3 separate regions of the Homo sapiens genome follow, and all the other regions are linked to region 1. The links are chromatin loops, found by intact Hi-C in ENCODE. Cell type or tissue: GM12878. All regions are shown on one strand. Each heading gives the region's core, and the rest is flanking DNA. Links, peaks and the distances in the headings are about the cores only.

Region 1 (10,882 bases), core at 1,992-9,991:
TAAGGATCTCAGACAATATCCATTTCTTCAAATATTCAAGCACACGTAGAGACATACTAATTTTCCCTGTATTGATTCCAATTTTGAAAATAGACACCACTTCAAGGAGTTCAAATAATCCCGTTAACTGGTCATAAATATCAGAAATATGATTGCCACAGAACAAAATATGTTACCAAGCCTGGTAGCATGGTAAACAGTATGTCTTTAGTGTTGGCTTATTATAACATATGAACAGCAGGCTGCCTGGTATGAGTGTTTATATTAAAGTTACATTCCTTTTTATAGAATTTTAATTTATCTCAAATTACCACTAGATAATAACAATATTGTCTACTGCGACAGATTCTGAAAGCAGAAAAGACAAAATTCAGTCGTTTCTTCCCCAAATGAAAATAAACTGACAAGACATTGGCAAAGAGTTTACATGTAATGAAAAGGAATCATTTATTACAACCATTTTAATTTTTCTACCTCAAAACTGTGTTTATTCATTATTCTGGAAGGCACACTGCAATGATAGTTGGTAACACAATACTTTTTCAGTCTATGTTCACATTCTAAAGTTTTATGTTATCCTGTGTACATTACAAAAAAATCTTTAAAGCACTGAATGTACAAGAAAATTTTAGAAAATTGAATCCAAGTCTATATTATTGAATTTTAACATTAACAAAATTAAATCTTTTGTTCATTTATTTATTTATAAAAGCAGAACTGAAATAGACTTAAATAACTTTCTCAAAGTCACATATTGTCTCCATGCCTGAGTCTGGTTTCCAATTCACATTTCCTGATTACTCCAGACCAATGTTTCACAAAAGCAGTAAATATTTCACATTACTTGTGTCAACAAAAATTTTCATGCCATATGTAAGACAGGTGTAATAAAGAGCTGACATTTAACTTGCAATTCAAGTTATTATAAATTATAGAAGCCAAAGAATTCATTTATTGAGCACCAACCATGAGCCAAGTAATGTGCCAGGCATCTAGTGATGCAAAAATGAATGTGATCTCATCCTTGTCCTCTAGGAATTTCCAATGAAATGCTAAAAATAATATGGACATTTAAATAAATAAAAAATTTCTCCATTTTACTTACATATTTTAAGATTTGCAATCAAACTTAGAACCTGAATTTTCAGACTTTTAATTTAAAAATTCATTAAAAATATTTTCAGAATTACTGACTTTAGTCATGACAACTGAATTTCCAAAAACCATTTTAATGTCAAATATTCCTACATGATGTTTATGTAATTAAACTTATGTCATTAAACCCATATTGATAGTTGGCTTTGAAAACATAGCCACCAAATCTACAAGACAAACCAGAGTACTTTTAAAAATAAAATTCAGATTTTGATCAGAAAGACTTGAAGTCCTTCACAGGACACATATACGAATGAATATGCACATTTAAACATGCATAATACCTCTTAACATATACAAGGCTGACCTATAGAAGTTTAAAAAGATTACACAAAATAAACATTTGTTTTTACAATGACATAAAAGTATTACAGGCCAAAATAATTCTTTTGTTATGAATCATCTATAACTTGATTGTCAGTAAACAAGTTTTCCAGGGGCGCTTAAACATGATTTCTGAGTATTCTAAGTGACACACAGAATAGGTTTGCTACACATATTCATTTAGTATAAAAGAGATAAGGCAGTCTGATTGGGAAATTAAGTTACTGAGGTTCAAATTAGTATTTTGCCTACAACAGGGGGACAGCATGTCTCTTTAGTGTTTTTTTTTTAAGACTTTATTAGTTTTAAGTATAGCTGAGGGAGACTACACATAAAATGCAGCAATAAAATCCTGATTCATATATTTTATCCACATGCTTTGGTAAAATGATTGAGATTGGGAAGCACTTGAGTGATGTTATGGCAGCCCTAGTGAGCTGTATTGTACAACAGTGCTGGTTCTTGTTTTGTGTACATATACTAGACAGAGCAAGGGTTGACCACCTTCTAGTGGCAGTCTTAATATATTAAAGAAGGGCATATAGGTTCTTGATATCAAGGACTATAAAGAAGACACGAAAGAAAAAAATTCTGGAAAGGCAGACATAAAAAATGTAAATACTTTTTGAAACAGAGTAGTATTTTTCAACTAAACTAATGAAGTTTCCACATCCACAAGCATGGAACACACAATATGTGTAAGTTAAAAATGCCAAAGATATGTTTGTAAGTACATCTACATATCCTCATAAAATAATGCATATTGTCAAAGGTATAATAGCATGATTTGTTCTGAGTAAAGAACTCAATATTGCTTCCTTTGCTAATGAACAGAAGACATATCATATAGAAAAATCTTCATTTAAAGGGCATTTTTTTAAAGAAATGGAATTAGTCAATCTTATAATATGAACTTTACAACCAAAAGTATACAAATAATAAAAACAGATCTGATGTAATTTTAGTCTGATAAAAGCAAATTAAAAAAATTTTAATTAACCAGAAACAAATAAAACATTTAAAAAACTGCCCTACTTGTGTACTAGTCTTCTTGCAACATTAAATTACTTAAAAATAAGACAAACATGTAAAAATGAGAGCTTACTTATTTTTCATGATCATAGGAATTATCTTGTAGATTAAAATTTTTACTACAAAATTTGAAAAAGAAAATCCAATAATAGAATATTTGAAGGATACTGTAAATTACCTTTTATAAAAGTAAAAGCTAGTACAAATATTAAAGTTTAATATAAAATATTTTGAGTCCAATGGTATATTTACATTTTTATATATATATATGGGTTAATCAGACCACTCTTCATAAAGAAAACTTTTCATAGAAATAGTGAGATAATTACAGCAAACGTTGGCACAAACTACTTAGAAGCCTAAATGATATTACTTATATCCCAATTGAATAATTTACAAGAAGTGAAGCTTTTACTCGATTGGCTATGCAGGCCACTGAAATGGCTAGGTAAGTCAAAAAATCTGCACCGTTTTATAAACTGATTGTTCTTCTTATATAGTTTATATTCTTAAACTGAAGAAATTCTGTTTAAATTCTTCATTTCTAAACTAGTTCAAAAAATCAGTTTGTTTATATGTATATATGCATATACATATATATTTATATAAATCACTAGTTAGTTTGAAAAATGGTACAAGAACAGGTATTTTGATGACTATCACTTTGACACTAGCAAAGCTACGTTTTGTTCCCTACCCGTTGTATGCAGAAGGAGGAACTGTATTCCTTGCCAGATGCCTGGAGAGCAGGTTGAGAGAGAATAAGGAAGTCAAGTGGAGGTAAAAGCCCTGAAAGGATGGAGATGGCTTTGCTGTAGCCCTGCAGGTCCCAGCTAGGAAGACTGCCAAAAACTAACCCACCTCGGGCTAGATCGCCTAGAAATTCACTGTATTAACAGAAATTGATTTAAAAGGATCCACCAGACAAGACTTTGAGATGTGGCTGGGGATTATAATCTCCATCCTATACGCCAGTATTTAACTTTTACGTTTTGACACAGTGATGGAATTATAAATCAGACATTTGTGTCTAAAACATAGTATTAGGAAGCATTACTTTGACTGTAAGAGAAACTTGGCAGTTAAGTTTTTGTGTAAGTTTAAGTGCAACCTAAAGGCACAGGCTCCATGAGCTACCCAAGGGAAGTTAATGCCTGTTAAATATCGTTTTCTTGGGTTTTGTCTTTAATACAATGTATTTGGACATTAGTATTCCCCAATCTTAACATTCAATAATTTAGAACGAAACAATTATTATATCTTTTGCTCTTTTATAAAATGTCTTGTAAAATGTATGCTGACTTCAAAAGCCCATAAAATACCATAGGAATGATTTCAAAAGCCCATAAAATAACATAGGAACTTTTAACCTTTATCTTTAAAACTTGATTACTCTACTTATGAACTAATATACACTCATTTAATGGTGGAAACGAAGATAATTGCATCTTTCAACCTTTGCATTTAATCTGTATTAATCAAGATAGACTAAAGATGAATGGTTCCTGTTTTTCCCAAAGGGAAATCCTGATTGACAAATAAAAAGAAATAAATATTGCATTGCCCAATTAACATCTAAATGTAACATTTGTCATTTTTTCCCAGATGGATTATTACCCATCAGGATTCATTTTAAGTTCAGTTTACTAACGATATGCATTTTGACAGGCCTTATTTCTGTAATAACTTATATTTACAATACAGCAAAGTCAAGGAAAAGTGAGTAAAAAACAAGGTTTTGCTTTGAGCTAAATGTATTTTGGTAGCTAAAACCAGCAAACAACAGGAAATAATTATTTGCTAGATTGTGAGAAGTACATAAAATAGACGGCTAGAGCTTTTCATAAACTTTAAATGGAATTTTAAAGAAATGTACAACCTTAAATTTCATGCGATTATTGGGAACAATTAACAACATTTCTGAATTCAAATTTACAATGTAAAATAAGTAGTTTGTAAATAAGTGAACACACCACAACCATTAAATACTAATTCATATTAATTAACACCAAGAAAAAGTATAAAATAATCTTGTCTGCAATGAAAAGAATTAAATATTTTAATTTCATTTAGGCAGACTATACATCTCATACTGTAGCATCTTCATATATAAAAAAATTAGAAACAAAAATATTTAAATAAAAAATTATTAGACTAATAGAATTCTGTAAAACCAAATCTAAAGTACCATTCTAAAATACCAGGAGAAAAACAAAGTCACTCTTGGCAAGATCTTTTTAAAAGATGAGATTGTTTAGAGGAAAAAAAGAGTTATTTACTCTTAAACTGAAGGCTGCATATAGAGAAATAATTGAGTGACCATACATTCTTTACTCAGATGGTATACCAGAAGAAGACCACCCTTTACCAACGATGTTCACATATATATCTACTTGAAGCAAACTTGAAAAGAAACAATACAATAAATGTACACATGATTGGCAAAGGCATCCTAGAATTCCTAAATAATGAAGGTAACATAAGGCCTGATCCCTTCTATTGTTTCTTTTTATTCATTCAGCAAATATTTAGTGAGTATCTACTATGTACCAGGCACTGTTCTAGGCACTAGGGATGCACTGGTGAACAAAACATACAAAAATCCTTACTTTCTTGGAACTACCACTTGCAATAAATACTTACTAAATGCCTATTAGAGATGCTGGTACTAAAATAACTCCCACCATGTTAATTCTCTTAAGAATATGTTGAAAATGGGGTAGAAAATTCAATACCTCACCCCATCTTCTAAAGTGTGGAAAGGTGTAAAGCAAAGCAATCAAGTTGGATTCTGCTGAGGGGATTATTTATCTTATTTAGTCCTAATAAGAGTTTTTAAAATTACTGTGAATAAGCAAATACAGAAACAGAAAATAGGAAGTCTTTGCTTATCCATATTCCAAAATAGAATGAGAATAGACTTTTCACCCAAAAGTCATGATTAACACCTCTCCTTAGAAACAGGTAAAATACGGGATGCAAATTATTATCAATAATTTCTCCCAATGTTTTTACATAATAAAATTGATCCTTTGGAGACAGTGATAAATCAGGGAACTAATCATCATAAAGCGGAATTCATGTTCACCTTAAAGAATCCCACAAACCTCAAATAATTCTATATTATGCCCCATATAGTGAGAAATAAAGGTAACATAGTTTACTAACATTTAAAATATTAACAACAATTTTTTTAAAAAACTCCATCTCTCCACTGAAAAAATTCTACACAACATAAAAACACCAGTTAAATTCACAGAATGTAAAATACTTTTAGCAAATAGTTATCAACCAGAATGCATGCACTAGCAAATTCCAGTTGTTTTTGATAAATCTCAGAAACATTAAAAGCATCATCAACTTTCCAGGGAGGAAAAAGACAACAGGATCTTTTTCTGTGTTTAGGAAGAAACTAACCTCACTGATCAGTCAGTAGAAGCACTGATCCTTTCTCCACTGTTTATAAACCATCCGTAGAATCATTTTTGTTTCTAAATATTTGACTATAAATATATTTTTGAATGAACTTCACTGTGCCTCAAGGTGTAATAAAAATGAATCAGGATAGTTGGAGAAAGATTACCACTGCACAATCAACATTTGCGCCCACTCTTTCCACATACTGAAGTGTCTCTGGGAGTTGTTAGCAGTATGGAAGATCAGACATATTATGTAATAAAAAAAATGAAGCCATGAAGTAATAAATATTTGTCATTGTTTATGCAGCTTAATTCAAACATTTATTAATCTTAAACATTCTTTCATGAATTCTATAAAGAAAAATAATTGTTAAAAATCTCTAACAGTTGAAAAGCTTCAAACAAATCAACAAATACATTTTTAAAATATATAAGAAACATGTTCTTATACTTCCATTATTGTTCATAAAAATACTAAGATGAATAACTGAAGTTAAATTTAAAATTAAACATATAACATATTTTACTAAGTTATTCATGTCAAGTAAAAATGAACCCTGAGTTGAATATGAAAGCACAACTTGGAAGTCTGAAAGCTGAAACAGGTAACTGGAAACTTCAGGTTTTTTTTTTTCTTATGTCCTTGCACATTTGTGACTAAAAGGAAGAACAATTTCACTTCCCATTTTCAAAGCATAAATATAAGTTAATCATCACCCCCCGGACACACACAGCCTAGTAGTATACAGGAAATCAGCCTTTAATGCAATCACAGATACATGCCAACATAGCAGGAATATACTTACGAAACATAAAAGAGTGACATACTAAATACCAATTTTCAGAAATGAAAAAACTTATATTTCTTAAACTCTTTCAAAAGGAAGGGCCAGAATATATACTATCATGTTTAAGTTTGTATGTATAATTTGTCACCAAATTTATAGGCATTCTCCAAGTTGGCTAACCTGGTTTTGTTTTCCATGATACTTTCCTTTGAAAAAAGAAACAAGACAAAATACCCCATCTAAAAACAAAGTGTAAGAACATAAGGAGGTAATTAGTGCTATTTTAAGATATAAAATTAAAATTTTTCAAAGATCAAATACTTAAAAAAAACACAGTTAAAACATTTTCTATGAGTAAAAGTTTTAGGTTTATTGAAAAAAATGGTCTTATTTGGGTGATCCAATATCGAGCTTTTCAGTTATAAAATATGAAAAAGAAATAAGAAGTCATAATACTTTATCCCTAAATTTAAGAACAAATTGTCAGTTGTGGGAGAAAATTCTAAACTAAAATGTCACTAATGTTAAGTTAGCAGAAGATATATCTAAAATGAATTTACACCATGGGTCTATTTACTTTTTTCCATATATTCAGAAATCATCTTAACAAAACAAATTTTTATTCAGCATTTTCATTGGTTTCCCACATGAGAACAGCTGATAAAAATGTTTATAATTTCACAAAACTATCATCACCCTTCTTACACTTACCAGTGTCATAGTGATATCTGCATCTGATAACAGGAAACAGCTTCAGGGCATAGTAATGGTAGTTTTATCTCAATTATTAGCAATTTATGGCTTGTAGACAGTCTCACTTTTTCTTTTGGTTCACTTTTACTTCTCTTTAGGTCTTAGGACCTGAATTCAACTATGGGGTTGTTTACTGCCCACCTTACATAGTCTTACTGGTAAACAAATCATTTTCAAACAGTTTATCATTGGATTTCACATTAATCATCCTTTTTCTACTTAAAGAACATTACTGGTCACGCAAGTAGACATGGCTGTTTGACAGAGATGCAGATTACAAGTATTTGCTTCATAGTAAATAAATATCAAACTGGAACATTTTAAATATTGAAAATCACTATTATTACTTTGTACAAATACATGGCAACTTGTTACTAACTCGAAAATATTATATCTGTACCCAAAGAGTACAGAAACCTAATAAATTATACTGGAGACTCTATTTTTTGGATATTTCACTGTACAAAATAGCCATTAAATGACACAGAGATCATAAGGGGCTGAGAAGGGAAGGTTAAGAAGCAAAATAAATAAGTAAATAAATAAAACAAGCATTTAGAGGCAAGCAACACATGCAGAACAAGCAAGAGATTAGTGTACATGAAGAAGAGGCAACTTACATGGCTGTTGAGAAGAGAGCTTCTGTGAGTGGACAGACCGTCAGACTTTTGCAGCGTCTCAATCGCCATTTCAATCTGATAATAGATGTCATTAAAAAAAGGGCTCAAGACAAGATAGTAATAAAAGGCTGACCAGAGAATTTCTGATAGATTCTTTAAAGTCCAACTTCTTCCTCAACGGTCGTTAATGAACAGTTGCCACTTAATGTGTTTTCTCCCCTTCTTCCCCACCCTCCAGAGAACAAAATAAAAATATGCACACTAATAATAAGCCCATTCACAAAGTAAACCTTTTTTGAACATTCCATAATTATAATCAGAATGGAGACCTGAAGAGCAGGGACCCTGGTGGATTTTTCTTCTTATGAATAAACATTCTTGACTTTCATAGTTCAGGATATGGGATAGTAACTATTCTCTTTCTAAATCGTCTCCCACCTAAAGAGTATTTAATATTAGTGCTATTCTCTCACGAAAGGAAAATCATACCGCAGATTTTGAGTTTAATATGCATTAATATTTTAATGCAAATGAACAAAGATTCTTTCATTAATGTCCAAAAGTTACTAAATCCATACATCCCTCCATTAATCCTGTATTAAAATATGGAAGTAGGGGGTCATCAGTATGAACAAATATGAAGAAGTAAAATGATGGTCCCTACATTATATTTTACGATGTGGTGTTAAGGCAGAAATATTAGAAATGACAGCAGAAATGGAATGAAGAAGAGAAAATAATTCAGAGACAACAAAGAGAAGGGACAATCACAGAAACAGCTCTAATCTGTGAAATCTCAGCATACCATGTACGATTATTAATTAAGTACCAGGTGTTAGTGATAAATGTGATACACTCTTAATAACCTCATATTTAAAGTTATCTATCTTTCAACTCCTGGTAGTATTGCATGTTGCATTAAAAACAGGTACTGAACACCATGTATTTGGATACTGAGCTATATTAACAATATTAGCTAAATTCAAAAGAAAAAAATCACACCATGCAATTTAAGAGAGAAAATTGATTTCATTATTCTTAACAGTCTGATTACATCAACAATTCAGTATAAGCAGTTATAAAAATATTTAGAGCTTTAAAACATATTTAACTTTCTTATACTTTGACTATGGAAATTGATAATGCCTTCAAATTTTAACATACTGCCCCCTCCCAAAGAAAAATAATGCAGTAATATCTATAGCAAAGTCTTAATTTTCTCCCAAGTTTCCAATTTCTTTATGGTAAAACACTTTATACACAAAATACTCAGTATCAATTATACCAACATTAAATCTAATTTTCTTCTAAACAACTTAGAAGTTAATAGCTTTAATTTTATTTTACATTATTTTCCCACGTTGCTAATTCTTCCCTGGAGTTAATAAAACATAATACTGAAAAGAGTATGTTAGGTTAAGAAATCATAAAAAAATTCTTAAAATAGATATTAAATTAATTCATAGGAAGATGTAATACAATTTATCCTACTGTTAACTTTTTTTAGACAACAAAATTAAGTAAACTTCTTAATCATTCTCTTCTAAGAAACACAGGCTTCTAGAAACATAGGCTTCTACAACATTCTCTCTGCCAGAATGGATGTTAATGCAGTTTACCACTATACTTGAAAATAGTGATACTGCACAAATGAAAAGAGATATATTACAGAAAGAGTAATGTAAATGTAATGAATGAACAAACATTTTACCAAAATGTTAAACTGTGAAACTATAAAGGACTTTGGTATAACATCTCTTAAAACATGATCAATAAGTGCTTTTTTTTCAAAGAGAAAACAGAGCAGAAAACAAGTCAAAGGATTCATATGACTACAATTCACTTATAGGAAGAATTTGCTCAAAACCCTAATTTGCCATTATACCTATATTTTCTTTAAAGTTTGAGTGCAGAGAATTTGAGGTAAGATTTCAGTCTAGTAAATATAAATAAAATGATCTGTAACTTTTGATATTATAATTTTTAATGAAAGGTAAATTACCAGATACATAATTGCTGAGCAACACTAAAGGAGAAGTCCATGCTCTCAGTTTGTTAATAAGCACTTTTCAGTTGGATAAACCAGCACTTCTTTTTCTGGGAAAAAAAAAAAAGTCAGAGATCTGCTTCTGTTATTGAAGCTGTTATTTTATAGTGGTCCTAGATTTCCAGATGATTCCCTAGAAGGCCAGGCTTTTAGGAAATGGCCTTCTCATTTCTGGACAGTTTTTTAAGAGCTTTGGAAAGGTGCAAGGAAATATGTGGGTGAAAATGGATTCCCCAGGAACAGATACACTGACATTCTAGAATGCCTTGGACCTTCAGAATTTCGGTTCTTCTTTGTGTCACTTTGTAACACAGATAACAAAAGGGGTATTTCTTTTGGCTTTAGGAATCTTCTGCCTAACTGACTTAGGCCTGTGCCGAATTTGTGTAGCCCGGGGAATGGAAAGGAAGAAATATGGAATGATAGGACAAGCAAGAAATAAAGACTGAGTTCTTCTACAAGGAAGACACCAGCCTCAGCATGCATGTTGGAACCTACTTGGAAACCCACGGGCTTCCAAATACTAAATACTCATGAAATCTTTAAGGCTTATTAATTAGTCCAATGGGATAACCAGGCCATTTAGTTACCACCTCACTGATAAGAACTTCCGAGAAGCATACAAAAAATTAACATGTATTTATTATATTCATTTTAAAAATTTATTGAAGGGAATTCCAATCTCATGAAAGGATCATAGCCCTGATTACATTTTTTAAAAAACAGTTTCTTTTCTTTTTTAAG
Region 2 (10,882 bases), core at 1,017-9,016, 65 kb after region 1:
TATGTTAAACATTAATTTTTGTTCAAATATTTACTAAGTTATCTATTACAAGCTTATTTTCTATTTTAGTTGCCATTATCTTAGTGCAGGAACTATTCAGGTTAGCATTTCTAAAAGAGATGGGGAAACCAGCATCTTGTAGTCATTTCATTACCATCCCCAATAATTTTATTTTCTACCCATCTTTGTGAAGTCTTTAAACTGACACATTTACTATTTGTACTATCTAAGCACTTAGAGAAGAGATAATTAAATAAACTCTCTATGAAATTAATCATCTCAATTTCATTGCCTTTCCCAAAATAAATTCCCAGAAATATTTCCAAAGAGAATAAACAAATATTTTTCACTACTTTAAAATTAAAAAAAAACAGTGAAATGGGCAAAATGTGAACTGAAAAGAGAAGAACAAAGGTGGAATTAGCAGGAATAATCTGCAATTTCACTAATTAAGTGTTCAATGAATTAAAATGACCTGACCATATCAGGTTTAAAATGACCTTGAGTTAATTTTTAAATGGTTACCTAGTACACATCAGTATGTTGGCAGCAATGAAGTCTGACTGTAATAACATTCTGTACCAGAATTTATTCTGTCAACTGAAGGGAAAAAAAATTATCCCCCAAATATAAATATATGCATGATGTATTTACATTCATAAACACTAGATGAATTAAAAAACTTAACACTCTCTTACTGATGCATATTTAAATATATGGAAGCACCTCATATTACTATTCAAATATTCTATTACAAATACATTTGCTAATTTTGTGTACTTTTTTTGTAATTTGTATTATTTTTTAAAAAAGTGAATACCAAAACAAATTATATACCACAGGAAAACGTGCTAGCTCAACAGAATCAATTAGTATATTTTGAGGACAAATTTATACAATATGTTATTTCGGATGTGCTTCAAGAAAAATAAAATGAATCACACCTCAAAACAGAAATCCTTTTCAATAGTAAATGAGTTCATTTATAATTGTTAAGCTTATTAGTCAGCTAAGAACAATACTAGTCTCTTTGTAAAAATTTCTTTATTATGTCAAGGCCTTCATTGCCTTTCACACAGAAGAGCATTTCTTACACATTTGGTTGGCACCAAACATTTCAAACCTTAGTTTTCAGAAATGTCAAAAACTGTATTAAGATCATTTTAATAGACCTACAAGAAATAGGAGAGCTCTTAGCAGATTAAAAACATGGGATATTAGAACAGTTACGGTAGAGGCTGCTATGTGACTGACTAAATGTGAAACAGAAGGAAAAAGGACCCACATTATAACAGCTATTAATAAAAGGACAGTGGAGAAGGAAGACATCCAGAGTAGCAGCAGGGAGGTTAATTACAAAAGTAACCTTGTGAGAAAAGAGAAGGAATAGAACTCAGTCGGTATTTCTGGCCCAGTAAAACCACAGGGAAATGAAGCAATTGAGGAAAGAGAAGTAAAAAAGTCAAAAGCACAGTACGGATATGCTAGAAGGGAAGACACAAGAAAAGAAAAAGCATACGGGAAAAACTGATTTTCTCTGTAAGCAAGGGTTATGAAAATAGAAATCATAAACCTGAAAACAGCTTTTTCAGTCTTGGTTAAAAGTAGGCACCAGGCACAATGGCTCATTCTAACACTTTGGGAGGCTACGGTATTCATTCCAACACTTTGGGAGGCTGAGGCGGGAGGACTGTTTGAGCCCAGGAGGTCAAGACCAGCCTGAGAAACATAGTGAGACCTTGTTTCTTTAGGAAAAAAAAAAAAAAAAAAAAAGTAAAATAAATTGCAAGAACTTTCGGAGGCCAAGATGGGTGGATTACTGGAGCCCAGCAGTTTAAGACCAGCCTAGACAACATAGGGAGACCCTGCCTCTACAAAAAATAAAAAATTAGCTGGACATGGTGACACCCACCTGTAGTCCTAGCTACTCAGGAGACCAAGGCAGGAGGATTGCTTTAGCCCGGGAGGTTGAGACTGCAGTGAGCCATGATTGTGCCACTGCACTCCAGCCTGGTCAACAGAGCAAGACCCTGTCTCAAAAATAAAGTAAAATAAAATAAAATAAGTCACAGGCTATTTAATAAATCTTGCCAAAAACAAGTTCTACAAGTATTATGAATGTTTGGTATAATTTGTAGGTAAGGATGTTTATACTTCATGAGCACAGGATCACAGAGAACAAAAAGCATGGTTAAGGGGGTTGGAAAAAATATTACTTAAATTCTCTCTCACTGTGTTTATTGAGCAAGAGCCAGGAGATTCCCTGGATCTTTAACATTAATTTACAAAGGACTTCCTTGCATATTCAATGTTAATTACAAAGTTGCTGTGAATCTTCTAGGAATGGTAGCCCTTCCATGTCAAAGAATGTGATGAATGTCAAAGATTAGAAAATATTGTATTGTTAATTTAAATGACAGAATTCATTTTATGTAGAAAACAGAATTTGTTTATTTACATTATAAATTCACTCATTGCCCCTGTGGTAGATGACCCTATCACTTATAAACTGTGTAGCTTCTTCTGTTTTTCAGAAAGTCTTAGCTCTTTGGATATAATTTTCTTTCATTAGACTTTAACAGATGCTTCCAGCAGGTTCAAATCCAATAAACATCAAAAGCCTGCTTCTTATACAGGGTTGCAGTTAAACATGAAACTTATGCTTTATAGGAATTATTTACTAAAACTACATGATTGCTATAGGCAACTCTAACTTGTGAGGACAGCATAAGTGTAATAGTGTTATGCCTGAACTTCTTGAGAAGAATAATATGAAGGCTAACATAGCAGTAGGGTCCTGGCTCTCTTGACCTTGTGACCATCTGAGAAAGGAGGAATTAAATGGAAGTGAATTAGTTCAATAAATCATCCCTAGATGCCTACCATTTATTTCTCCCAAAATAGACTGGCATCAAAGAGCAGAAGCTACTTGGAAGAAGTAAAGCAGGTTTCAAAGGCGAGAGGGGGAGTGTGTCTGGGAGCAGGAATGTTACTCAGGAAAGATTTAGTTTAGAATAATTTCTCAGCGACAAAACAGGATAGATATTACATAAAATACATAAACCTATTTTTGTGAATCCAAAGGAACATAGCAACCATTACTTCTTACAAAGTGAGTAGCATTTTATCAGGATTATAACACTGTATTAAGCATTATTTCCCTTGGGTCCTAGCAGAGCCTACCAATGCTAAGATTCTACTAAACTAAGTAATAATTTATTGGGAAAAGCATTTACTAAATAATACTGTGGTGACCAGAAAGAGCAAATGAGCTAAAGATGTCAAGCTTACTGCAGTATTAGGAGAGTTCTTTGTAACAGGAGGCTCCTCTAGTCTTTCTAATAATAAATGAAACTACAGAAACATAAAATATCAATAAATGTATGCAGCACATCAAAATATCTAACTACAGAAAATTAAGTTTGGCAACTCTAGAGAGACCATAAGAATATGTACTTTAAATGTATTTTCTGCTGTGAATACATAGATACAGATTCATACTTACTCCCGGTGTCTATTGATATTATGCATATTTACAGGAGAGTTAAATAAAGATGTCGGTTCTTTCAGGGTATAGAACTGGAAATTACAAGAATGAATTATTTGTTTGCAGCCAAAGCACTATAGTCTAAATAGCAGAACTTCTTACTTATACATGATTATTAAACCAGTGCTAACACTATTATTAATAGTGATATGCAATAATATTGCATTTGATCTTTGCAAAAATCCTAAGGTGAAGTAAAAATGGTAGGCATTTTTATCTCCATTTTATAAATAGTGACATAAGTACAAAGATACAATGACAACTCAAAGACATGGTGTCAGCTGGCAGTGATTCCAGATCTTCTGACTCTAATCCTAGAATTCCTCCCACAATACCAGTGTTTCCCCAAATATGGGAATAATGATATTGGTAGTACAAAGGCAAGACATTAAGTAACAATAAATCATATACTAAAAACTTAACTCCATTTTCTTTTTGAGACGGAGTCTCACTTTGTCACCCAGGCTGGAGTGTAGTGGCACGATCTCAGCTCACTGCAGCCTCCGCCTCCCGGATTCAAGCAATTCCCCTGTCTCAGCCTTCTGAGTAGCTGGGACCACAGGTGTGTGCTGCCATGCCCAATTAATTTTTGTACTTTTAGTAGAGACGGGGTTTCACCATGTTGGGCAGGATGGTCTTCATCTCCTGACCTCATGATCTGCGGGCCTCGGCCTCCCAAAGTGCTGGGATTACAGGCATGAACCACTGCACCCAGCCCATTTTCAATTCTCTTTAAAATCATTCTGTTTTTTCAAGGACAAGGTCTCAGCATTTACCATCTATAACAATTACTAATTTCACTTTTTTTTTTCAATTTGAAAGCAGTCATTTTAGTAATTGACTAGGTTACAAAAATAATCATGGGATACACCTTAGCTCATCCATTTAACAAGACTGTTTGTCTGGTCTTCCCTATTGCCAGCATCTCTACCTTTTACAAAATGGGCGGTCTTTTTCTTCATTCCAACTCCTGAAGAAGTTAATTTGAAGGGCCACAGGAAGTTATTTGCTTCTTTGAAGTGCTTTCCAACTGTATAGATCTCATGAATTAAATCCTCCAGGCAGATGATGCCATATTTGGTTGATGCCAAGATGTGGCATATCTTGGTTGATGCCATCCAGGCAGATGATGCTCAACCAAGAGATTGACCAATCAAAATGTTATCTGTCAAGGCAATTTGCATCTTATTGATTTGGCCATAACCACGCTTGTAGATTTGTTCATTTGCTGACTTCAGGTTTGGATATCCCCATGAAATATATGGTTCTACAATCCTCAGTATGTTAACTGAAGCCTTCTTAAGCTTAACCAACGTTCTATTGAAGAATAATTTCACTTTTTAAGAGAAGGCAGGTCTTAGGACTGGGTCTTTTTAAGCAAATGCAGCTAGCCATATCTCATAAGTATTATTTAATTTTTACTATATTCAGTTTTATGAATATAAGATAAATCTTATATTTATGTCAAGAGATGCTGGCTTTTCATTTTAGGTCCAAAGTTTTTGTTTTAAATTAATTCTTTTAAGTAATTTTATAGAAAACAGTTAAGTAAAAAAAGTAACAGGCCGGGCGTGGTGGCTCACGCCTGTAATCCCAGCACTTCGGGAGGCCGGGACAGGTGGATCACAAGGTCAGGAGATCGAGACCATCCTGGCCAACATGGTGAAACCCCGTCTCTACTGAAATACAAAAAATTAACCGGGCATGGTGTTGCACGCCTGTAGTCCCAGCTACTCAGGAGGCTGAGGCAGGGGAATCGCTTGAACCCAGGAAGTGGAGGTTGCAGTGAGCCGAGATCACACCATTGCACTCCAGCCTGGTGACAGAGAGACTCATCTCAAAAAAAAAAAAAAAAAAAGTAACAATATAGTGGGCATCTTGGATAAAGCAAAAAATCATGAGGTAGTTTGCAAAAGACAGAATATTAGAAAATAATGCACTGCACATCATACACTATAAATTATACTCTTCATAAAGACACCAACAAAAGACTTTTACTTTAGAGATTTACATTTCATGCATGAATTAAAACAAAAATAGCTGTTTCATTGTATCAACTTACTATTCATCTAAATCCCTGAAGAAAAGAAAAAGAGTAGCAACCATAATACTCCTCTAGCAAGGGTAAAGTTAATTTTGAAGCAAACTGCTAATATATTACCTACTTTTTAGGAGAACTGCATTTTACTGATCCCAGTATTCTGATAACAAAACTTATATATAAACACAGTTTCATAAAGTATTCAGACAACAAAGAAATAATCCAAGTAAAATGCAACTGCATCCTTTATGCTCACACTTCCTGCTATTCCACTTCACAGAGATAATGGTATACAATCCTCCAACCCCCTACCAATAATTTCATCCTCATGTGTTTAACTGTGTCTACACTAACTAGGAGAGTTAACACTAACTGCCACACACACAGCCTCCCAGTGGTAACTCCAAAGTTACCTCTCTAACTTAGAAAATGTTTCTAAGTTAACTCTCTAACTTAGGAGTTACCACTGGGAGGCTGTCTGTGTGGCAGTCAGTGGTGCAGCGGGCCCTGCTCCACACGCTCACTTGGGGACCCTGGTTAACAGAGGTTCCACCACCTTTTAGTTGTGTCACTGTGATGTAGGCTCGCAGCAGCTGAGAGATTGTAGAAGCATACTAGCTCCTAAATGTCTTGGCTCACAAATAATACATGGTACTGTTGCTCATAGCTCACTATTGAGAATATGCTACAGGACCCAACACAAATACAAGGGAAACACCATAGGTGAGCATTTTATGCCCCGGATGCAGTGTCTTTTTATAGGAGAGTACATATAGTATAGGAACCTAGGTGAGATATGTGTGTTTTCCTACTTCTTGTTTGTTTTTTTGCACTTAACAATACATCTTTGGAGCTGTTTCCAAGTGCGTGTATACGTGTGTGTCTGCACATACATACACGCACCAACTACTTTGGTTTTAGAGTACTCCATAGTATAGACGAAGCTTAACTTATTTAACTATTTTACTATTAAAGAACATAATGAACTAAGTTTTCATTTATACAGTGATGTGCTTATTTATTCCTGGTCTGATATCACTCAGTTTTGATTACCATAACTGTATAGTATCTTCTGAGATTAAATAAAACAAGTTCTTTCTCTACCACTAGTCTGTTTTTGGCAAATTTTCTTTTCTTTTTTTTTTCTTTCTTTCCTTTCCTTTTCTTTCTCTTTCTCTTTCTTTCTTCTTTCTTTCCTTTCTTTCTTTCTTTCTTTCTTTCTTTCTTTCTTTCTTTCTTTCTTTCTTTCTTTCTTTTTGGCTATTCTTATGTACATTCAAAAGTCATCTGGGTGTTTCAGTTGGATTGCATTGAAATCATGCATGCATTTGGGAGATAAATGAATTATTTATAATAAGGAGCATTCCCACTCAAAAAAGTAGTAGTTTCCCCATATCCTTTGTAGCAAAACTCTCATTTTAAAATTTAGGCCTTCTTAATGCCCTTTCATATGTGAGTTATATGCTTCACTCTACCTCACTGGCTATGAGTAAAGTATTATGAAGATTGATAATAGATTTCAAAGTGGTAGGGTAAGGAGAATTCTAAAAATGCCTCCCCCTCAACCAAGATTAGAAACTCTAATTCCTATAACTTGTGAATACAATGAAAAATACCTCCCATGATTATCTTACGTTATATGGTACAGCTGACGTTAAAATTGAGTAGGCCTGCTCTAGCCCATGAGTCCTTAAAAGCGGAGTGCTTCTCTGGCTGGTGGCAGCAGTCAGAGTCAATACATAAGGCCGTATTGTTGCTTTGAAAATGGAGGGGCTACAAGAGAAGTCAAGCAGGCAGCCTCTAGGAGTGGGGAACAGATCCCATCAGACAGCCAACAAGATAACACAGAGGCCTTAGTTCTGCTATTCTGCCAGTAACTCAATGAGCTTGGAATGGATCCTTCCCCAGGATCTCTAAACAAAAGCCCCATGTGACAGACACATTACTTTCAGTCTTGTGAGACATGGAACAGAGAACTCAATCAAGCACCCCCAGACTTATGACCTCCAAAAATTGTGAGATAATAAGTGGGTGTTGTTTTGAGCTACTACATCCTTGTAATTTGATACACAGCAAGAAGAAACTAATCCAGACAGAGTCCAAAGGAATTGTTACCAACATTTTACACCTCCATGGGTTTTCAGAATTCCCCAGGGAAAAGGAAATACACTCGGAACCACTTCCCCTTTCTTTGCTTTTACTTTCATTGACATTCCCTAATTAAGAGTAACACACATAACAACCTAAATCCTTAATTTCCTGCTAAATGTTAAGGCTTTGGTGAAATACAAGGATAATTCTTCCTCAAAAAGTTCGAATAGTTAAGTTACAAGCAAATTGAAAACTAAAAATATCAAAGGACAAGACGAAATCTCAAAGTCAATGAGTAAAGTATCACATGAAAATTTAGGAGAATGCTATCATCAATCCCTAGAATTGAAAATCTATTTCACAAGAGGTTAGGATATATAAGATAACCAGAGCTATTTCAGTATTTTAGCTACATACATGCAGTGACTACAATGTTTACAAGAGAATTCAATATTTTGGTAAAATAGGAATTAATCCACAATCTCAGTTCCACTAGCATAAATTGTTCCACTGTTGATCTTCTGCCTCTAAGTGAAAATGCAATTTATTGCATAATATATTACCTTTCTAAAACTTATCATACTCTAAGAAATATTACTCTGAAAGCAGTTTAGAGAAATCCAAACTGATATATAGCTGATTTATATAATTTAAAAAAAGATATATTGAAAGAAAATTTTAATGATACCAGGATGACAAGACAAAATAAAATAAGCTTCACTTTGTTTGTGTGTTTCTATTCTATCTGAATCCTTTTTAGTAAAATGTGTTCCCTTTGGCACTTGTATGACATTTTTAAAACAAAAGAATAAATAAGGTAAAGCAATAAAAAATTAGTGAATATTAAAGATAATGGTTTCAATTTCAAGAGGACTGAGAACAACATAGTTAAGTTTTAGAATCTTAAAAAATATAGAGAAAAGTAAAAGGGCATTGAAATAATTTAAAGATAAGAAAATGGTCTTACCAATAAGATAGACAGGGATATCATTTCCTTAACTGATTTTCTTTGACATCTCCGTGGTTTTTGGCTTAGTAAACAAAAGATATTATTGACCTAATTACCAAAGTGTCCCTGCACATTGCTGTAACAAGTTTCAGTCAACTGACAGTCACTGGGAATGCCTAGCCACCTAAAATCTATCACCCACCTGCCTGGAACCCTTCAACAAAGAATGACTCCTAAGTACTGTAGTTTATAATGTGAACTGGATGACAGAGTTAATTTCAATGTTCTGTCATCCACTTACATCTTAGTATAACTAGCTTCCTTGCAAAAACAGTGGTAATTCTGATGTAGACGAGAGAAAGATAATTTTATTTTGTAAGTAAGCTCCATAAAGTCAGGAACAATGTCTATTTCTTCTTTACTACTTATCACAATTGCTATTAATAGTACAGAGGGAATCCTTAATAAGGATTTGGTGAAGGAAAGGAGGCAGATACAAACTGAAATATGACAAGTAGCTTTGAGCTTCCAAGGAAAAAATCACAAAGGCAAATAGCACACCAGGAGAAAAAGATAGGAAGACAGTGAAGAGTGCTGGAACTATTCGTTTTAGTCCGTTCAGTCTGCTACAGCAAAAACTGGGTAACTTACGAACAACAGAAATTTATTTCTCACAGTCTGGATGCTGGGAATTTCAAGATCAAGGCAGATTCAACGTTTGATGACAGCCTGCTTTCTGGCTCATAGACTGACCTTCTTCCTATGTCCTCACGTGGATGGAGACAGGGGTCTCTCTAGGTTGTCTTTTGTAAGTACACTAATCCTATTCATAAGGACTCCATCCTCATAACCTAATCATTTCCTAAAATCCCCACCTTCTAATACCATCACTTTGGGGGTAAGGATTTCAGTATATAAATTTTGTCCACAAACACAAACATTCAGACCATAGAAATTTCCAAATAAAGGAGTTCTATTTTTCCTTATTTCATGACTTTCTTACTTCATACCTCCACCCATATGCTATTTTACAAGAATAAAAGTAATTGAAATGGTAGAAATTAAAATTCTACCATAAAAGGACTGCTTCTGAAGATGTAAGAAAGCTTTGTAAGCACTGACAACAAATCAGATAATTACTTAAAGAATACTTTTACACTAGCGAAAGCAAATGATATTTTGAAGCCAAGAACAAATGACTAAAGAAATGGATCACAAATTGCTGATGACTAATTTGGGGCTCAATTAATGACGAATTAGATTTACAGAGCAGTTGTTTTTTTGTTTTTGTTTTGTTTGTTTGTTTGTTTGACACGGAGTCTTGATCTGTCGCCCAGGCTGGAGTGCGGTGGCGCCATCTCCGCTCACTGCAAGCTCCGCCCTCGGGTTCCCGCCATTCTCCTGCCTCAGCCTCCCGAGTAGCTGGGACTACAGGCGCCCGCCACTACGCCCGGCTAATTTTTTTTTTTTTTTTTTTGTATTTTTAGTAGAGACGGGGTTTCCCCGTGTTAGCCAGGATGGTCTCGATCTCCTGACCTCGTGATCCGCCCGCCTCGGCCTCCCAGAGTGCTGGGATTACAGGCTTGAGCCACCACGCCCAGCCCAGAGCAGTTTTTTTAAGACTGCTGGTTAGGATGTTTCAAATTATTAAAAAAAAAAAAAAAATTAAATGATCCCTAGAGCAAGTTATCCAATGAGTACACATAGGTAATATATAGGGTTCAATTCAATATTAATTATTTATCCTCAGAAAACTGAACAAAATACTTATTCAAAAGTAAGTAGTTTTGGAAATTATAATATATTTTTATGATTCCTTTTTCCAACCATAGTATCAATATTCAGTCCCTTGCCTACTCTGTGGTTCAAAACAGTCTTCAATAAATTTACAACTCTATCCTTTCAAATCTTCTATGAAGTACATGATTTTTAAAAATTATTTTTTAAAAACTATTAATTATATATATATATAATCTGTGAATCAGAACAGTGTTTGTTTCTGGGATCGAGGGATGGGGAGGGTAGAGATTGGGACGAGCCAGAGGAAAGTTTTCTAGAGTGATAAAAATGCCTTAATTTAAGTGTGGGTTACACAATCACTTCTCAAAACATAATAAACTGCATAAATTGATATCTGTGCACTTTACTGTAAATAAATTATAGCTCACTAAAGATTAAAAGCAAAAAAGTATACAAAATATTTCTCCTTTCTCCACTATATAAAATACATGCTTATACAACTGCAAATTGAGAT
Region 3 (10,882 bases), core at 1,124-9,123, 99 kb after region 1:
AATAAATGGAGGTAAATATCAGAATAACAGGTTTAAAGAGGTCAATGTAGTTGCCTATGAGGAGTGGTTTGTGGGAGAATGGGGGAGGTTAAAGGCCATTTTTTTAAAATAACAGACCTTGCTAAGTTTTTTGAGTCTTTATACTATTATATACCCTATTAAGACCTGGTGTAAATATTTGATAATATGTAAATTCAATAAAAAGAAAACTTTTTTTTCATGTTTACAGAAGGCACCTTCCAGAGATAGGAACACTATTTCCATCACACTCTTGTTAGTGATAGGCACTCTCTCAAAACCATTCTTCTACAGAGATGAAAACCAGAGTGAGTTAAATGTTCAACATTGCCTTTAAAAAGATAACTGTTATCTTTTTAAAGTTAGTTATAACAATGTCTGAATTGTTCTTTACTTGCTCTTCAGATGACATGACAAAAGCTATCCCTTTCTCAATAAGGTTCAGAGTCTTAAAATTGGTGATGGCATTAATAATAACAGAGCCTTTTAAATCACCATTGTGAAGATTCATTTTTAATGGTTAAAAAATATATATAAAAAGATAAAAACATAACCAATAAAGTGGGCGCTAAACAATTGGTACACATGAACATAAAGATGACAATAAGAGATACTGGGGACTCTAAAAGGAGAGAGGGTGGGAAGGGGATAAGTGTTGAAAAATTACCTATTGGGTACAATGTTCACTATTTGGGTAATGGGTACCCTAGAAGCCCAAACCCCACCATTATGTAATTTAGCCATAAAGCAAACCTGCATATGTATGCTCTGGATCTACAATTCTAAAAAAGAGAGAATATGCTTAAAAGAAATAAAAGGAACATAAGCAATAGATTGAAACATGTAACACTTTTTGTAGATCAAAACTATATATAGTTCAATCTAATAAACTGGTAGCTTGAGGGATGGGAAAGTTGTATATGTGTATATGGCAGAGTATGCTAAGATTTTTTTAAAAATGTTTAAAAAATAAACACAAAATGGCCGGGCACAGTAGCTCATGCCTGTAATCCCAGCACTTTGGGAGGTCGAGGTGGGCGGATCACGAGGTCAGGAGATCGAGACCATCCTGGCTAACATGGTGAAACCCCGTCTCTACTAAAAATACAAAAAATTAGCCAGGCGTGGTGGCAGGCACCTGTAGTCCCAGCTATTCTGGAGGCTGAGGCAGGAGAATGGTGTGAACCCGGGAGGCAGAGCTTGCGGTGAGCCGAGATGATGCCACTGCACTGCAGCCTGGGAGACAGCGAGACTCCCGTCTCAAAAAACAAAACAAAACAAACACAAGACGATTATCTCAGATGTCTTTACTTATCCTAAAAGCCAATGACTTCTGTACGATTGCAGCACACCCCCTGCCCAACCCAATTCTATATCCTGTAAAGAATATAACCTTGCATCTATCAATTATAAAAATGTCCTTCATCATCTATAACCCATCTATATCCTTCTCCCTAACCACTTATTTATAATTGTAAGAGCAACGTTTGCTAAAGAGTCTCTTTAATACTAAGAAATTATAGGCAAATCTTGAATCTCAAGATAATGTTATATGACATATGATCTTTCTCACTTATGTTCTCACCACTCTTTAGAAGAAATCACAGGCCAGTGTGTTCACAATCCACATACATGAACAGCATTACTTTGTCAGTATCTTTCCAAACAAGCCAACTGCCCTGCGTATGAATAAGACCTGTAGTAAATATCTGATGATGAATTCACTCCCAACTTTTTAAATAGCTTGAGTCAGATCTCCAGACCTTGAAGATTATTCTATTTTCATTCAACAGTATTTATCAACCACCTAATGCAAAGGCACTTTCTAAAATACCACAAAGGCAAAATCCCTGCCTGGAAGGTGCATGCATCCTATTAAGTACTACTGTGAGCCAACTAAATAAAGTATAATATTGCTGACATTTCAATATGAAAGAAATAGAAAGTTGTGATAAACAATGAGGAGAGAAGAGAAGGAGAAAACTTTGAGTGGTCATATCAGAAAAAATAACTTGCTTTAGGAGTCAAGACAGGCTGTTTGAGAATACAGATTATAACTTGAGTATTCATTTTTGTATCCCTATAGCCTAGCACAGAAAGAACCTGGCACATCCAAGAAATGCTCAAGAAACATTTGCTGAATGAACCTAAAAACTGAAGTATGCCTATCATAGCAAGACAGTAAAGTTCAAATAATTTTTGGATACAGGTATGTTGGACAGCCAACATAATGAAAGTAACAGCATCTTTTCTAAGAGCAGCAGCTCCTTACCTGTTGTTGTACTGGTACTTGCTGTACCACCTGCGTAGGCACTGCTGCTTGACTAGCCACAGATGTTTGTAAGGTCACTGTCGAGCCTGTGTCCGACCCAGTCTCTGATGTCTGCATGATGGTCTCTGAAATAGATTAAAATGAAATTAAAGTTTAAAATGTCACTCCTGCATGACTAGCTTCCTTACAATTGTTCTTAAAATCCTATACTGAAACTAACTTTCAACTCTCATACCTCTTATCCCAACATACTACCATGACAGTCCGTGCATGTGTATGGTCATTCTGACCACTTTATAAATAATTACTAATCCACATTCTTTAAAAAAATTCCCATTAGCACCTCTTATCCTGAGACTATCCAGGTTAAATTTCATTGAAAGCTACCTTCTATCTCATTTGTTATAAATTGTTTAAATCCCTTTATAAACTATCATCCAAAATTATATCAAAATGTTCTTAATTCTCAGAACACAAACCCTACCTGGATGTAAGTGTCATGAATTCTACTTTCTTGACACTTTTATAGGCTGTCAGGATGTCACCAGAATATAATTTAGAGTAAATCATTTCTTTTTTTTTTTTATACTTTGTTTTAGGGTACATGTGCACAATGTGCAGGTTAGTTACATATGTATACGTGTGCCATGTTGGTGTGCTATACCCATTAACTCGTCATTTAACATTAGGTATATCTCCTAATGCTATGCCTCCCCCCTCCCCTCCACCCCACAACAGGCCCCGATGTGTGATGTTCTCCTTCCTGTGTCCATGTGTTCTCATTGTTCAATTCCCACCTATGAGTGAGAACATGCGGTGTTTGGTTTTTTGTCCTTGCAATAGTTTGCTGAGAATGATGGTTTCCAGCTTCATCCGTGTCCCTACAAAGGACATTAACTCATCATTTTTTATGGCTGCATAGTATTCCATGGTGTATATGTGCCACATTTTCTTAATCCAGTCTATCATTGTTGGACATTTGGCTTGGTTCCGAGTCTTTGCTGTTGTGAATAGTGCCGCAGTAAACATATGTGTTCGTGTGTCTTTATAGCAGCATGACTTATAATCCTTTGGGTATATACCCAGTAACGGGATGGCTGGGTCAAATGGTATTTCTAGTTCTAGATCCCTGAGGAATCGCCACACTGACTTCCACAATGGTTGAACTAGTTTATGGTCCCATCAACAGTGTAAAAGTGTTCCTATTTCTCCACATCCTCTCCAGCACCTGCTGTTTCCTGACTTTTTAATGATTGCCATTCTAACTGGTGTGAGATGGTATCTCATTGTGGTTTTGATTTGCATTTCTCTGATCGCCAGTGATGATGAGCATTTTTTCATGTGTCTTTTGGCTGCATAAATAGAGTAAATCATTTCTAAGGTCCTTTCCAACTTTAAAACTTACTATTTGGTGATCTAAAACAATTAACGTATATCCAAAAGCCAACTGATATGCCCTAAACTTAGCCAAAGAATCAAGTTAACTAATTTTGTGTATGGTATAATATGGTACTAAAATCAAAATTCGATTATAGTCTTATACAAAGATAGCCCCAAATCCATAACATTTAATACAGTTGAAAGATGAGGGAGACTACTATCATGTAAATGAGATTTGTAAACAAAGACATGTACTTTCTCTCATTCACAATTAAACATGCCACGTTTCTCAGTTTTGCCTGACCTGCCATTGTTTACTCTAACAGGTATGCTTTCTCCGGCTTCCTGGCCTTGACATCCCCTTTTACTACTTATGCATTCAATAAAAGAAATATGAATTTCCTTGCTATTGAGCAAAGACCAGATTTCTAGTTTTCTTTCCTGGAGGAATGGAGCAAGAGAAACAGTGTTTAATTGGTAGCATAAGAAAAGCACTGCATCATAGTTTAAATCTATATGAAATACAGTGAACATTAATTTTTAACTAAGAAATTTTTGAAAGAGTATTCAGTTTTTCAAGGAGAAAATTAACCCCTCTTGGCATCTGTTGTCACAGCATGACTTCTTCTAATTTTCCCCCAAAACCTTCAATCATATTCAATTTCAGAAACGGACCTCTGAAGACAATGCATCTATTCTTCTTATTTTGTAAACGAGGAACCTAAAACCCAGAGAGATTAAGAGACTTGTTCAAGGTGACAGGAGTAGACTTGGGACTGGGCTTTTTCACTTTGACTCTGTGCTTAATTTTCTTTCTACACTTTGACATTGGCATCTTTTTAGGGGATTATTTTCTCATTCTTTTGTTAGTGAAACCCCTAAAGCAGCACAATAAACCTTGTACATGCAAAAGGTATAGCAGTAACAACTAGCACTGATTGTTCAACACACGCTAAGAATTCTTTTAAGTGCTTGATATATTTATTAATTTAAAAATGAATCCATGTAACAACTCAATGCAGTTGGTATGACTATAATCTGCATTTACAAATGAGGAACCTCAGGCACAGAGAGCAGAAGTGGCTAGGGGTTTACAAAATAAATGGAAAGTGATCAATTCAGTGGCTAATACTCCTAGATGGGTTAGCTAATGCTCAGCTCCAGCATATTGTGAGTATGTGGGAAACTTCCTTCCATTTTCCGAAAGAAACTGAAAGTCCAGATTTTTATGTGAAATCTCACAAATGGTGGTTTATTTAAATGTAGTACTGATCTCCAAACACACACACACACACAATCTTTGAACCAGCATTAAGACCACAGAAATGACCAAAAATGTTTGAGAATGACACTATTTTTTACTACACAAAATTCTTGCCTAACGAGTATTACTAGAGGACCAATAGTTCTCAAAATTTGGGGAGAGAATACACAAATTAAGAACCCAGTCTGTGCCTCTTCCTCTTTCTTCTACCACAGACAGGAAACAAAAAAAAAAAATCCCTAAAAAAGAAAGCAAAAGCCAGGGTCCTTTGATTTATTACACATTTATATGCCATTTGTGCTATAGCAGAGGAACTATTAGTAAGAGTGAGGCAATGCTTTTCTGCAAAGAATAAGGAATGAACCAGACATTAGATATCATCTTCTGTGAGGTCTTTTTCAGCCTCTCTTGTCAACTCCAAGATGGCTGGTGGCCTCTGTCAGTTTAGTGTACAGATGAGGAAGACAGCGTTGCCAGTTATAGCTTCTCCTTTAAGCTGTTCAACTAAGAGTAGATGAGTTTCTTACAATGATGTCACTCGCACTAAATCTGCCTCCTATTTCCCCCAGAGCTGGATGGGAATGTTCCAGAGTCTAACTTGTTTGCACATACATTGTATTACAGACTACTCTACATACTTTTTTTGGTCTATGACCCACACTTTGACATCAACTGTTTTAGATCAAACACATGCAAGAATGTAAAGAAAAAAGTTCTCTTTAAAAATTAAAACTACCATGTATACATATGTAACTAACCTGCACAATGTGCACATGTACCCTAAAACTTAGAGTATAATAAAAAAAAAAAAAAAAAAAAAAAAAAATTAAAACTACCTTTAAAGTAATTCTTAACAACTCCCAATAAGCCACCTGGGAGAGCATATCAGAAGATAAAAGGCATAGATTTGGAAATTGGCCTTCTATGGACTACATTTGACTCCCCACTCGGGTTTTGTTTGACTCAGAGTGATTACAAAATTCTTAATTGCTAACATTTAAAAATCAGAAAACTTTGAACTAAAAAACAAATTTCCAGGCCGGGCACAGTGGTTCATGCCTGTAATCCCAACACTTTGGGAGGCCAAGGTGGGTGAATCACCTGAGGTCAGGAGTTCAAGACCACCCTGGACAATACGGTGAAACCCTGTCTCTGCTTAAAAAAAAAAAAAAAAAAAAATCAGCTGGTCATGGTGGTGGGCACCTGTAATCCCAGCTACTATGGAGGCTGAGACAGGAGAATCCCTTGAACTTGGGAGGCAGAGGTTGCAGTGAGCTGAGATCTCATCATTGCACTCCAGCCTGGGCGACAAGACCAAAACTCCGTCTCAAAACAAAAAACAAAAAAGAAACAAATTTCCAGAATTTCTTGAAACATCTGAAAATTTTAAAGAGGTGAGCACATATTATGTGTTCTATAGGCAAATTATTTAAATGGTTATACTCTTTTCAATTGAATGGCCTCTATAGGCATTTGAGTTTGTGACTCTTTTGAGGGTAATCAGAAATCTATTTCTACATATAAAGATTGAAGTAGAAAATTGCTTTTTGAGGGGGCCGGGGGCAGTGGCTCACGCTTGTAATCCCAGCACTTTGGGAGGCCAAGTGGGGCAGATCTCGAGGTCAGGAGTTTGAGACCAGCCTGAACAACATGGTGAAACCCCGCCTCTACTAAAATACAAAAATTAGCCAGGCATGGTGGTGCATGCCTGTAATCCCAGCTACTCAGGAGGCTGCAGCAGGAGAGTCACTTGAACCTGGGAGGCAGAGGTTGCGGTGAGCCAAGATCATTCCACTGCACTCCAGCCTGGATGACAGAGCAAGACTCCGTCTCAAAAAAAAAAAAAAGAAAATTGCTTTTTGGGTTTGAAACAATATTGATGACATTTATATTAATTTTACACAGAAAAGTAATACCCAAGTTTAGACCATTTTACTGCTAGAAATGTATCACTAGATTAAAACTAGTGATTTTATCAATAGATGTATCACTAGATTAAAACTATGATTTTCCTTATTTTAAAGATGAGTTAACTGAGGCCCAGAGATGTTACATCACTTACCGAAGGCCATACAGACGCTGCACAAAGACAAGTAAGAAAGGCAAACTGATGAATTTTTAGAATGAGACAGGAAGAAAAGAAAAAGTTGTCAACTACTTAATAGGAGGAATCTTATAGAATAGAGTAGGGGAAATAAGATAGGTAAAAAACAATGGTTGTAAAACATAAAGCTAGAGAGTCACGGAGAACTTTCCATCAAGCCTCCAGCTGTACCTATAAACCACATCCAAACTGTTACATAAAGCCTAGTCCTGCACAACCAAGTATCCCATCAAGTATCAACCAAGTCCTAGTATATGTTCTGTTTATTCCCAAATTACTGCTCATAGGTCTGATCTACTTGGCTCTTGGAATATAGGGTCATGCCAGTTGATAAAAACTTAGTCTCTCTTTTGTGTCTCCATTTTCCTTCATAGACACAATTTCATTTTCCTCTGATTTTACTATCTTCAGCCTTGACAGAGAGGCTCTCTTTGCCAAGCTTTATGACATTAGAGGGTATCAATCATATCCCTTCCACAGATTAACTGAAAAGTTCATAATTTGGCCTCTCATGTAATAGTTTTTTCCTGGTGCCAGGCACTACACTAAGTGCTTTAAATACATTTTCTAGTTCAATCTTCAGAAGAACCCCCTGATGGAGGTGTTATCCCCATTTAACAAATAAAGAAACTGAGGCACAAATGGATTAAATAACTTGCCAAAAGCCACACAACTAGTAAGAGAAAAAGCCTGAATTCACTTGATGTCTGTCTGACTCTAAAGCACATGATGTCAACCAGTACATACACTGCTTTGCAATATCATGATGATAGGGCTTCCAAAGAAAAGCTAGAGACTGTTGGTCTAGACAGCAATCTTTGGGGTTCTCAATCGATATTACATGATTTACACTTCCAACAACAACAGAAAGACATCCCCTCTCTCTGACACCAAAGTTAGGAAGTATTTCTTCTCTTTCAACAGAGACCATAAAACCCAACTAATACGTATTTTTCCAGAGGCATTTTTAGTGATTAATTCTGAAGACCTGATAAAAACAGCAGATTAATTAGAATGTTAAAGCATGTTTGAGGAATATAACCCTCCCGCCAAATTTTGCTAAACAGATCATTTAAGCCCACTGACACATTCATAGTATTCTGGTAGGCTTCCAACATTTCTGCAAAGTAAGGATCATCACATGAGAGCAGTGCCCTAGCATGCTCCATTTTAGGTTTTGTTTTACTCCCAGCATAATAGCTTATGAGTATATTTGAGGTGTTCCCATTCATCCAGCAGTGGTTTCTGGTGTTTTGTTTATGTTTGGGAGTAATTTGGTTAGTTTAGTTCCTTCACAGCCTTCTTTCAAGTGATATTTGTTTATCAGTCACAAATGCCGTCACATTAATCCATTTTGATAAGCTAAATAAACCCCTGCAGTTTGTCAATGATGCAGCCCATATGTAAATGAGTTGTATATTCTTACAGGAGAGACATGCACAATTTCAGTCTAGTCATCCTCGCCTAATGTGTCTGTCAGGTGTGTCATGAGCAACAGATGCTTGTTTGACAAAGGACCTTTTTATTCTGGCTAATTAAGCAGTTGGACACACCCGCCTGTTAACGGTTCTTCTTTGTACAGCCAGCTCTGGCTGAATCATGCGAATCTACAGCTAAATAGGCCACATTTTGAAAGAAGGCTAATTAACCCCTACGAGAAGGAAAAGATATTGCAAAAACCCAGATGCTGAATGGAACAAGATTAGCATTTCTTCAACCTGATGGGTAAAACCTAGGCAAAGCAAATGTGTTTGGAACAAACATGCATTATTGCAAGTTTTAAGGCATTCAAATGTTTTTTGTGGAACTTCCTGAAGATTATTTAATACACTCAAATTCACAGTTGGATTCCTTTTATCACTCACAATGTACATGCCAGATTAAATGGATTAATAGTCTGACCTAATCAATTACTTATCAAACAGAACTATGTTACTGGGCTAGCTTAAAAATAGGTAGTATCCACCTAATTTTTATTGGGGTCTTTCATCCTGAAATAATTTGCTCTCCTAAAGACCAAAGTCTGCAAAGTTTGGTTCCACTACACTTACTGTATTATTTTTAACACTGAGGAATGTAACAGGTTTAAATTCAGTACAGAAAACAAAGACCTGTAATTTAATTTTCAAGCTCAACAGAGAATTTCCTTCCTTTATCCTTAGCATAGAAAGACAAAAGGTGCTAGTTCCAATTCCTACTTGAACCGAATTAACCAAAATTATTATGATAGTTACTTAATGGGTATAGTAAAAATAAACGACATCTAAAATGTGACCATATTCAAGAATAACTTATTTACAAGAGCATTAGAAACCTGATTCAACATAAGATCACAGAAATGCCATTTACAGAAAAAAATAAATGTTTTGCAGGTGAAAATTACTATTTTTAAAACATAGAACCAAAATTATTGTAATTGAAGTTCTGCAGCATTTATATTTATATATATTTATATTTAATACTTTTATTACTAATGCTCTCATTCAGCATCAGCATTCCTAAATAAATGCTGGAAAATAATAGTAGCATATATAGTGTCTATAGCAATTAAGATTTCTATTAAAATTAAGACAACTAAAATGAGCAGTGCTTTTGGGGAGGAAATTACTGACATTTAACATAAATTTAGTACAAAATGTACACAATTCCAGCTATTCTGGAGTAGATAATGAACAATATTAAGATAACTCTAACAACAACAAAAAAACACCTAAGGACATTAGGCATCTTCTAGAAAGACGATGTACAATGATGGGGCATAGTAGAAATTATTAATGCATATATATGTTACACATATATATGTATTTTAAACATATGTTTAGTCACGTACTACATTTAAATATATGTTTAAATAGTCAGGTACTAAATTTAATTTCTTAAAACTCTGACAAAAAATATATTGAGCTGATTGCTTCACCTACGAATATAAAACACTTGGCTTTCTTCCGCCTTCACCCAGTACAAATGAAAAAACTAGTTAAGCTATAAACTGTTGTCAAACACCAACCTTTCTTTATTTAAAACACATCTTTGTGAAAAATTTATTCATTGTAAAACACAGGGCTTTATCAAATCAATAAATCAAGTAAATGAGGAATGTAAAAAAAGTCATGATTTTCTGTATTATAAAAACGCTGCCTCTTTATTTAGGTTTGATGTTGTAATCCTCATGACTGTGTACAATAAATCTTTGTACTAAATTGATCTGTAGAAAAATGAAGGAATGATAATAGTGTAGACTGTTCAGCAGTCATCTTCCTGTGATAACTGATGACAGTGATTAATGCTGAAGATGATTAATCAGCACACTGGTAACATATACAGGTTGGCTGAGTAACTTTTTTCACTTTTCAAAGGTGTTCTCTTAACTAATTCTTTCCTTGACTCAGAATAGATTATGAAAAACTATTACTTAAAGAAAGAAATGAAATTACTGTAATTTTTATCTTAAAGGACTAATTACCAAAAACTAAAATAAAACAATCCCTTAACACTGAAGCCAAACTGCTGGAAAGACATACAGGACAGGAGCAAAGGGAGGCAAAGATTGGCTTAAAAGGCAGCATTATTTACAGAGCCACAAAAGAAACGAGCAGGTAGTACTGCACCAAACAGAGTTTCCTTTAGATTTTACAGGGAGTGACAGCCAGAACAGAAATTCTTAATTTTCTTCACATCAGAAAAGACTCCAATGACAGTGTTCCTCTAGATTATCTTGCCTACACAAGAATTTTTTTCTCTCATCTCTTTTTCTTTTAATAAAAGTGCAGAATAGAGTCTTTTGCAGTTCCTAACTATTCTAATGACAGACTCAAAGAGATCAACACATCTAAAAGAGGAAAAT

What was found. Peaks named below come from ENCODE experiments on the same cell type or tissue, not always from the same donor. Only the 100,000 strongest peaks of a DNase experiment are listed, where the experiment ranks them.
Region 2: a loop joins it to region 1, with 1.8 times the contacts of the local background. A loop is called at or near these places in 3 of 110 quality-filtered maps.
Region 3: a loop joins it to region 1, with 5 times the contacts of the local background. A loop is called at or near these places in 2 of 110 quality-filtered maps.

Annotation. Positions count from the first base shown.
Region 1 is chr9:3,293,455-3,304,336 of GRCh38, forward strand. RFX3 (regulatory factor X3) reads right to left here. Exons shown (of 17, transcript NM_001282116.2): 5 at 8,092-8,166. Among named protein-coding and RNA genes, the nearest start is that of LINC01231, 120 kb to the left of the region's middle. In GM12878, for the core only: no CTCF peak of the experiment used is centred there; a DNase peak (open chromatin) is centred at 6,607.
Region 2 is chr9:3,359,910-3,370,791 of GRCh38, forward strand. The region is part of intron 2 of RFX3 (regulatory factor X3); the gene reads right to left. Among named protein-coding and RNA genes, the nearest start is that of RFX3, 160 kb to the right of the region's middle. In GM12878, for the core only: no CTCF peak of the experiment used is centred there; no DNase peak of the experiment used is centred there.
Region 3 is chr9:3,393,182-3,404,063 of GRCh38, forward strand. RFX3 (regulatory factor X3) reads right to left here. Exons shown (of 17, transcript NM_001282116.2): 2 at 2,291-2,415. The coding sequence starts at 2,407. Among named protein-coding and RNA genes, the nearest start is that of RFX3, 130 kb to the right of the region's middle. RefSeq lists an enhancer at 7,850-9,381. In GM12878, for the core only: no CTCF peak of the experiment used is centred there; DNase peaks (open chromatin) are centred at 5,170 and 5,353; H3K4me3 peaks cover 853 bases; H3K27ac peaks cover 1,225 bases.